2 separate regions of the Homo sapiens genome follow, and region 2 is linked to region 1. A link is a loop called in an ENCODE intact Hi-C map of the cell type or tissue named here. Cell type or tissue: HepG2. All regions are shown on one strand. Region 1 overlaps WWOX (WW domain containing oxidoreductase). Region 2 overlaps WWOX (WW domain containing oxidoreductase).

Region 1 (5,000 bases):
TACAGATGAGGAAACTGAGACTCCGGGGTGAAAGATACTGTGCCAGGCCCCAGAATTGGCAAGCTGGAAAGCATAGACGTCAAAACAGCACGTCTAGTTATCGGAGGGTGAGGATTCACAATCCAAAAGAAAACTAGGGGGTGGACACACATTTACGTTGCAGTCTTATTTCCCAAGGCGTCATAATTTTCATCACTCTCTTATTGGTTGCAGGAGGAAAAAGGCATCTTCTCCATTTCAGATGTGTCTTTCTGGGTGAAGGGATCTCCATTTGCGTTAACATCCCTGACCCCCTCTGCCACTCACTTATTCCTGCTCAAGGGAGCTGATCCAACTTATGTTGTGAATGGTATGTGAATGGTAATTCCAGGATTGAGAACCGGGCACACGCAGCTCTGCCTCTCCTCTCCTCTTACAGAGAGCACACACCCTGCTCTCCTGCACTGTCTTGAACATGCTGCATGAATGGGGTCTGCCCTCTGCGAAGGTCTGGCCTGACCTAGCACTGACCCATTACCCTGTCTAATTGTGGTGGTCAGGATTAGAAAGCCCACCAGCTCACACAGCTATACATATTCTCCAGTATCAGCTTCATGAATGACTCAGGTGATGTTTTGGTCTTCCATTTGCCTAATGGGTGGTCTTACTGCTCAGTTAGGTAGTAACTTGGGAAAGGGAAACTGTGTTATTTGATAGACCTCTTAAAACCCAAACATCTCTTTACAGGTTAACGAACCAACCTGTGCTTAGATTTCTCTAGTGAGAGTAAAAAGCTCTACGTTCCTCAAGTCTCTGTAATTTAAGAATAACACGGCTACACATTTCATTTCAGTTTGAAACTCATAAACAGATGTGATATGACAGCACTTTATTAGGTTTTGTCCTCTAGATTTGAAAGAGCTCACAGGCCCCATGATGAAGACTAGATCCAGTAAGGTCTAAAGAGAGAGACATGACTCAATGAACACCAAAGCAGACACCCAGGAAACAGCATCCTTTGCTCACCCTGTCCTGGGAATCAAATAAGCCTGTTATGAATCTGAATGTATATTACAAGCAAATACTATTTTTCCAGCTACACGTTCTTCCTTGTTTCACTGTATCACAATAATTTTTTAAAAGCATAGGGATATCATGAAATCCCTTGCTTTGTAGAAGATTCCATTATAAGAGTAATCATTATTGAACCTTTTAGCCCAGATGTAATTTCTTACATGTTACAACAAGTTTGGCACGCATTGTGAATTTCAGCCAAGGTTGATAAAGTTCAATAACTTGGCTAACCAACCATGTGTACTACTCATTATAGAAGTAATAAATAGATTCATCAAAATGGACATGAAAAAGCCATAAGAAAATCGGATGCCATTTCCAGCCTGCCTCATAAAAGCACCTCTTGGACTTTAATATAATTTTATATATAGTTATCACAACTGCCCATCATTCAACACCAGGCATCTATAAAACAATCACCCACCCACATTTGCATGCTGAATAAATTCCAGCTACAAAGGTGAATTCTCTATTCTAGACGTCTCAAAAGTCACATAGAGGTACATGTGCTTATATGTTCAACTCCCAAAAGGACTGACAAGTAAAAAAGGAATCACAGATCGACATGTCATTTTCCCTGCTATTATCTTTTTGAGTCAGTTTTAGTGGAAGGTGTTTTTTTTGTTGTTTGTTGTTGTTGTTTTGTTTTTTTTTCAGTAATACTGTCAGTCTAATTATTCTCATAGCCTATTGGTAATTGAAAAATTTAGTAGAAAGAAAAGAAAGCCTGATTTAGATAAATGTCATGGATAGAAAAAAGAAATCTAAGTTCACAGAATGGAAGAATCTCCTATGATTAAATGTGCAGAAGTCAGTAAAGCTGGCTTCTATAATAATATCTAAACAACATTAACAAAATTGAATTTAGAAGATTTGAATTGAAGATAACTTCAGCAACTGTATAGTTAAAAATCCAGATTCTGCCTACTGTACGTCTTTTATGCTTCTAAAAGGAAACTCAGACTCTATTAGACATTCAAGGAAACTAAAGCTTCCCCTCCTTCTCAGAAAGAAATAGTCCCTCACACTTGGTAAACCACAGTAGAGCTCTAGTGTCAAGCTCTAAACTAAACATGAAAAGGCACGTGGTACATTTCAAACACTGTCATGTGAACACTTTGCTAGGTAAATAACGACTCTTGAGTTGTTGCACGTGGGTGAGTTTTCTCTGCATCCCAAGACGGGAAGCCTGAGGGTGGAATCTGCATCCTCTATTTCTCAGCAAGGCCCCATCTTCATTTACAGGAATGGTGGGAGTCAGGTTTGTCTGTATTGCAGGGACTGCATTGTTATGGCACTGGGATTTTTCAATGCGCAGGTGACACCCTTTCTATCTGTGCATTGCTTCTGCCCTCTCCCGTTCTCACTGTGCCATCAGCACCATTTGTCACCAGAAATGTCCCCAGGCTTCAGTGAAATGCTTTCTTCTGGATTTTCTCTCTTGCGTATCTATCCACAGTGGGATCACCATATGACAATATTACCAATATCCTCACACTCTCCTGGTTCTTTTCACATCTAACATGGAGAAAAACATAGATCAAGCTTTCTAAAACCAACGTTATACTCTTAACAACAAGGAAAATATCTCCTGCCATTAATTGCAAACAACACCTAAATGATCCCAAGTTTGGCCAAATATTGTGAGTTTTTCACTTGCCATAAGCAGCTCATAACAACAGTGGAGTGCTTTATTTTCTCAACAAGTTAACAAATGCCTGATGTTTCCAAGAGCTTAAATACTATAATGGCAGATATTGATGTACAGAAATTAAAGTAAAATATGAAACTAAACAGAGAATGAAGAGATAAGCCAGAGGTGTGCTCTGAATAAAAGAAGTAATGAAAAGGAAAAATTTCATACCAATTGTCATAATAAAAACAAAGGCTAAAGGCAACTAAGAGAAGAGGGGCTCAACGGTTCCCAAAAAGACTTACAGAATAGGTAAAATTCAGCAGGCATTGCGAAGTATTCACTGCACCCAAAAAAAAAAATAGTCTTTGCAAAGTCTGTACTATTGTTGACTGCAATGCCCACCATTAAAAATATGGTTAAATTTCTAAAGAAAGACTTCTGACAGCCATCCAGAAATGCTATCAATAATAGCAGATAGCTTTCTATCACATGGTTTTAAAATAAAGCCATCCTGCTAGCATGTTGACTCTAAAATCCAATGCTAATATTTGAGCAACTAGTAAAGTCAACATTAACAATGTTTGCCATTTCTTATTCGTCACAAGGGTTAGTTCTCCTAACCAACATGAGAAACACAGACACATAGAGCCGTACCATACAAAAGCAATTCTTTAAGGAAACAGTCTAGGTACATTGAAGAAAACACATCTTAGGGATAATACCTGTGCAAGAGGCACAAAATCTCTTAAGAAGATGGAAGGCATCTACAGTCCATTGACTGTAAATTTGGAATCACTTATTTCTAAATGTGACAACTCTCTAATATTTTTCTTCCCTTGCAAGCTCAGCTCAGCCTTGCAGGTATCTCCCTTGCTTTTGTGAGCTAGCTTCCCCAGGATTCTACTTCTACGCATGACATGCAGTCTGGAGGTTCTAGCAGTCTGATTTTTCTATTCATTGAAAGTCATGAGCATTTGTTCCTCAGGGGTTAATTTGAAATTATTTCAGGCCAGGCATGGTGGCTCATGTCTGTGATTCCACTACTTTGGGAGGCCGAGGCGGGTGGATCACCTGAGGTCAGGAGTTCCAGACCAGCCTGGCCAACATGGTGAAACCCCATCTCTACTAAAAATACAAAAATCAGCTAGGCATGGTGGCGTGAGCCTGTAATCCCAGCACTTTGGGAGGCCAAGGCGGGCAGATCACTTGAGGTTAGGAGTTCAAGACCAGCCTGGCCAACATGGTGAAACCCCGTCTCTAATAAAAATACAAAAATTAGCTGGACGTGGTGGCACACACCTGTTGTCCCAGCTAGTTGGGAAGCTGAAGCAGGAGAATCTCCTTTACCCAGGAGGTGGACCTTGCACTGAGCCGAGATTGAGCCACTGCACTCAAGCCTGGGTGACAGTGCAAGACTCCATCTTTCAAAAAAAGTAAAAATAAATAAAATTTTCACTTTCAGGTACTTCTCAGTTTAAACATAACACGCGGATAAGGTTTTTTAAAAAGCATCCTTTGAAAAGTTAAATATGATTAAATTCTTCAATCCAAACAAGACTAGCTTTATAACCAGTAATACACGGCATGTAGAAGTCACTCCCTCAAGGTTGATGGTGAGATCTTAATTTGGCTAACCCTTCCATTTTACATAATAAGAAGTAAAAAGTTTGCTTGGAATTTGTAGATCCAAATACCATCCAGAAACATGACCGCTTTCCCTGCAGCCTTGACAGAATGTAAAATCATAAGCTGAAGTGACGATTCTCTACTTCATGTTCAAATACTGTGCTTTGCAGCTGCCACCCCATTTGAGAAGCTGGGAAATGGAATGGAGCAAATAAGAATTATGGCAATTATAAAACCTCCCTGGTATAGATTGTCAGATTAATAACCAGCATTAGCAGAGCTCAGCTACACCATCAGCACGTGAGAATCGAAGAGCCCAGAGCTACAGGGCTAAGTCGTAACAGGAGCAAAGCAAAGAAGCCAACTAAAAGAAACCCAGCCAGAACTGTAAAAGAAATCTGCCCACAAAATAAAATGGGTAAGGCTGCCACTCAGACTAGCTACTCATTTTTAGCACATACCATCTCAAGAGTACATAAACTGCTCAGGTTATAAGCATGGACTGGACATCAAGATACTGGATGACCTTTTAAAAAATCATCACATGGCCGCATACGTATTAACAAAAGGCAAGCAATGGAAGCGTGATTAATATAAATTACAGAAGAAGCAATTAAACTTGACCACAGATACACACATTTGTTCAAGCTGATGGTGACTCTGCACTCACTCCATACCTACTGTA
Region 2 (5,000 bases), 66 kb before region 1:
AGTAAAATGTGATTCATCTGTCACGACCACACCAGTGAGGAAAATAACTAGCACGCGCTTGCCCAAGACCTTCTTGAACATTGAGCCTCATTATTTTACCTGCTCCCCCATCCCTTCCGCATCTAGTTTTATGCTCTCACCTATCCATAAATTCCTCCCCAGTTCTCCTCCCTACCTGTGGTCGCAAGAATGTTAACTGACATCTCTTGATCTTGCCTTCATCTTGCAGACGGAGATACGGTCTTCTTGTCAACTAAAACAAGTTTGCCTAATTATATTATTGAATATGTTTTATTTCTGCCAAGAAAAAACATATCGAATATCTCCCCATAAAGACACAGAGAATTTTGCCTTTTCCGTCATAAACTTCTATCCAAATACACTCAAAATATTTATTATACAACCTAACAAATTTCTCTTCTCCATTGAAACATATTTCCCTTTTGAATGAACCTACCCATCATTAAACTTGCTTAATATTGATTTGTCCCAGAACATGAACCAGTGCTGCAGTTTCCCAGTCATCTTCCCCAGTCATCTACTTGGGGCCCCCCAAACCATTGCAGGATGGGCAGGCAAAGGTGGGTCTCTTGATTTTGCACTAAGTCCAACAGAACCACAGTGAGGTTAAATGAACTCCGCCAGGCTCTGCAGTTTCTCACCTGTTCCCAGGCCTCTTTCTTCCCCACCATCCAGCCTTATGGCCTTTACTTGACCTCCCCTTTCTAAAGACACCAGTTCAAGGATAGGCTGAGGCAGGATGTGATTGTGTTTTGTTTTCCCACTATAATCCAGACAGCCTAATTCTATTCCCTTTACTTCCATAGTTGGCAGACAGCCTGTGCAGGAACTGGTACTACTGAAACATGTTTTTATTTTCTGTTTTGACCTTCTCAAATCAGTTATAGTGCTGAGGACAAAATAATTGCTCATTTATTCACCTATGCTGTTCCAAGAACTATTCCAGGAATTCTTTTCTACATGGAGCATTTAAAAAGACAAAAAAAAAAAAACCCACCAGGCAATGAAAAAAACAAAAAATTGCAAATATAATGAGAGGTTGAGCTATTTTTTAAAGTGGGGACACAGTACAGAGACAGAGAACTGGGAGGACACTCTTTTAGACAGGGTATAAATACTGCTGACAAATGGATTCATTCTAAGTTCCTGGTACTCCAGTCGAATGAAATTTCTTTCCCAATGAAATTTTATTTTTAAAATGTTAAAAGCTGAAATACATGCACTTACAAAAATGTTCCCCAAACAGAAAACTGATCTGACAAACAGATCAACAACCAAGTCAATGAATGTGATGGTTACAACCGAGGTCTACATGGCTTTTTTGAGATTCAATTCTTGAAAAGGTGACCAACTTAGCTATGTTCCAACAACCTAAGGCTTAAAATGGATAAAGCCAGATCGACGGAATTTAAGAAACCTGACCAGCTACGTACCTGGAAAAGGAAGGGAACAGAAGGATGAGGCATGGGCCAAGGGTTTGGAGAACCACCCTTCATTCCTTCCTTTCTACCAGAGGCCTCATGGTCATGGCATGTTGCACCAGGACCAACAACTCTTCCACGTCAGTAATCTGAGCCCAGCCTAGAAAGGAAGATGGGACAACACTGTCCCCAAGACATTACTGGTCTGGAATCAACTAGGTTTGTGGGGAGTACAGGAGCCATGTCAAAATTGTTCCCTTATTTAGCAGGTTTTCAGCCAGATTGCAAGTCCAGGATGGAAGAAGCTAGTAAAAGTTTGGGAAAGGAAAGGGGTGGTTACAAGTAGAGTTTAAAGAGGAAAAATCAAAAACAAAAGGAAGGCTGGGTGTGGTGGATCACACCTATAATCCAGGATTACACTTTGGGAGGCCGAGGCGGGTGGACTGCCTGAGTTTAGGAGTTCGTGACCAGCCTGGGCAACATAGCAAAATCCCGTCTCTACTAAAAATACAAAAAATTAGCCAGGCATGGTGGCACGTGCCTGTAGTCCCAGCTACTCAGGGGGCTGAGGCAAGAGAATCACTTGAACCTGGGAGGCAGAGGTTGCAGTGAGTCAAGGTCACACCACTGCACTCCAGACTTGGTGACAAAGTGAGACTGTCTCAAACAATAAATAAATAAATAAATAAATAAATAAATAAATAAATAATCCAAGGAATGCCCAGTGAGGGGACTGGGGGTCTGGGAGAGGGGTAAAGATGAGCTTAAGGGTGACTCAGAAATAATCCCACAAACACAACCTGGTAGGCATGGCTGAGGTAGGACTCTCTTCCAGAAGGGACTAAATTGTTTTAGAAAACTATAAATATCTACTTCTCTCTTGCCTCTTTTTTCAACCTGCTACTCATTTATTTGGTTTTGCCAAACATTTATCATTTCAGGTCTTAGTTATCAACATTTTAGACTTAGAATACAGTCTTAGAATAATCAAGCCCAAATCATTAATACCTTCCGGTCATGCCTCCTCATGCTTTCAATATTCTCATAAGCTTAATAAGTTTTCAATACAACCTTAGCCTTTCCACATTCCCCACATAATAATGTTATATTAATTTGTCTTCTCAAAAAATAAGTGTCTTAACAGACAATCATTTTGGTTCTTAGTTGAAATTCCTTCCCTACTTCAACGATCACAGAAGAAAAGGAATACACTGCCACATTAATGAGTACATTTTAACACCTTAAGACAAAAACATTTTATTTAGGTGTTTCCAAATAGTACAGTCCCTTCTATCCAGGGTGGATTAATACGAGCATAGTAAAAGACCAGAAATGGTCATATTCTCTTCAGCTCTATGTTCCTTATAACTGCTTCCATGAGAGTAAAGAGACTTGCTATGTCTATTTAAAAGGCAGAAGTAAATGTTTACCTTTCAATCAAAAGCTTTTCTTCTGTTTGCCGTCTGCTGTGCACCCATACCCTCTCACAAATAAAAATGAAAGGAATTTTTAATTGCATGAATAGAATTTGGGAGTGATGCCTGTTTTCCCCTCCAGCACAGCCCATCGTGAATGCACACGTGCAAAGTGCTTCCACCCAGGGTCCAGCACATATAACCGAGTGGACGGGCCCAAGACAGAACTTGGTGACACTTTCTATAAACAGACAGGTTCACCTTGGGCAAAGGCACCACACTGTAAAATTAATCCAGCTCTACAGATAACAAAAATTCCCCAGGGCCTAAAACAAGGAAGTCAGATCTGCCAGTATGTGGATTAACTGATTTAAAAAAAAAAAAACTCAAGGGAAAGCACAGTAATAATGATGATATTAAAAATTTTTGTGATACTTTATGGTGTAATGGATGCTCTACTAAGCACCTGGACAAGACCAGTGTGAGCCCTCACAACATTTTACATGCTGGGAAACTGAGGCTCAGAGAAATCAGACATCTAAACCAAACTTTTTTTTATTCCTTTTCTCTCTTTTTTATTCCTTCCTCCTTTCTTTTCCTATTGTTGTAAGAGCGAATGCCCCAACCTTTATAGACATCCACTTAAAGAACTGTCAGCAGGGGGAAAGGAATTAAAACAAACCCAGACAACTAAGCAGTGAGTCACGTGAAAATCAGAAGTCGGGCGAGGAATTTTTAAGCTGCCTACTACGTGCAGAGGAGATCAGGGTCAGCGGCTGAGGCAACAGTCAGCAAACATTGCTCCTTCCAGTTTTACAGCTGACTCAATGTCTGGCCTTAGAAATCTCTTGGCGACACTCAGTAACTTAAAACAGGAGATATAAAGAAATGCATTATTTATTTCCTCCCTTGCCATTCCTACAGCTTTTGAAAGAAAATTAGGTTGCACATTGACTACCAGGTCCTTGGTGATTTCTACTGAAGCGATCACCTTTGTGGCTCCATACATAAATATTTTTCCTACTAGGAAATGGCTCTTCTTGCATACATTAGTGTTTTCCCTCATACCATTGATCACTCCATCCAACAGCCTGCTTAGCCTGTCAATGACTCATTGACAGTGAAATCTACAGACATAAATGCCATCAGCTGCTGGATTCTGACAAGAGAGAAGAGGGATCTTGGAGTCTGGAACTCAGCCTAAGAGAGACATTCACAAATGTGATTTTTTTTATGGGAAGGGGGTAGGATGTCATGTATATGTGACACAGACGTCTGAATAAAAGAAGATCATCTACGCAGGCTCAGAAATAACAGGTGAGTAGCACTAAGGAGATTTAGAACCTGTACCCTTTAAGCTGCTAGTGAGCGAATGGCATGCCACAGTGCTAGCATCTGGTAGAGCATAAAAAAGAGAAGAGCCCATGAGAACACTGGCTTTCCTGGGTAGTACAAAGGTCATGATGCCGGATCCGCAGAGCAGGAAATACAACACAGGGAAAGATTAGTTGACCCTTGGGTTAGAAATTTCTAGATGGCCCTAGTGATGAACATATTTATTGCTTCTCATATTTTACAGTCAATCCATAGATAATACATGGGAGTTTTTTCGTTGTTGTTCTTAGTTTGTTTGTTTGTTTGTTTGTTTGTTTGTTTGAGATGGAGTCTCGCTCTGTCACCCAGGCTGGAGTGCAGTGGTGCGATCTGGGCTCACTGCAACCTCCGCCTCCTGGGTTCAAGTGATTCTCCTGCCTCAGCCTCCCGAGTAGCTTGGATTACAGGCACGTGCCACCATGCCCGGCTAATTTTTTGTATTTTTAGTAGAAACGGGGTTTCACCGTGTTAGCCAGGATGGTCTCAATCTCCTGACCTGGTGATCCATCCACCTCAGCCTCCCAAAGTGGGATGCATGGGAGATTTAATTATGGCTACAGAGTGGAAGGTGAATGTTATGGACCATGATAAGGCAGAAGTATAAGTAGCAGAAGTTACGGGTGAAAGGGGAAAAGAAGAGGTAGAGGGATTGATCAGGGTACAAACAGCCTCTTCTTATGAGAAAGGGAGTAAAGAACTCCCAGAGCAAAGAACTGTCCAGAGCAATTTGAGCAAAAATGGAAACTTACATGTATATATACCATTACAT

What was found. Hi-C counts contacts between places; a loop is a spot of excess contacts. Peaks named below come from ENCODE experiments on the same cell type or tissue, not always from the same donor. Only the 100,000 strongest peaks of a DNase experiment are listed, where the experiment ranks them.
Region 2: it touches region 1 in a loop (3-fold over the local background); 2 of 110 quality-filtered maps call a loop at or near these places.

The regions. Positions count from the first base shown.
Region 1 is chr16:78,132,392-78,137,391 of GRCh38, reverse strand. All of the region lies in intron 4 of WWOX (WW domain containing oxidoreductase), which reads right to left. Among named protein-coding and RNA genes, the nearest start is that of WWOX, 35 kb to the right of the region's middle. RefSeq lists an enhancer at 2,355-2,524. In HepG2, a CTCF peak has its summit at 2,411; DNase peaks (open chromatin) are centred at 2,151, 2,381 and 3,271.
Region 2 is chr16:78,198,826-78,203,825 of GRCh38, reverse strand. The region is part of intron 5 of WWOX (WW domain containing oxidoreductase); the gene reads right to left. Among named protein-coding and RNA genes, the nearest start is that of WWOX-AS1, 40 kb to the left of the region's middle. RefSeq lists an enhancer at 3,440-3,734. In HepG2, no CTCF peak of the experiment used is centred here; DNase peaks (open chromatin) are centred at 2,915 and 4,295; H3K4me3 peaks cover 465 bases.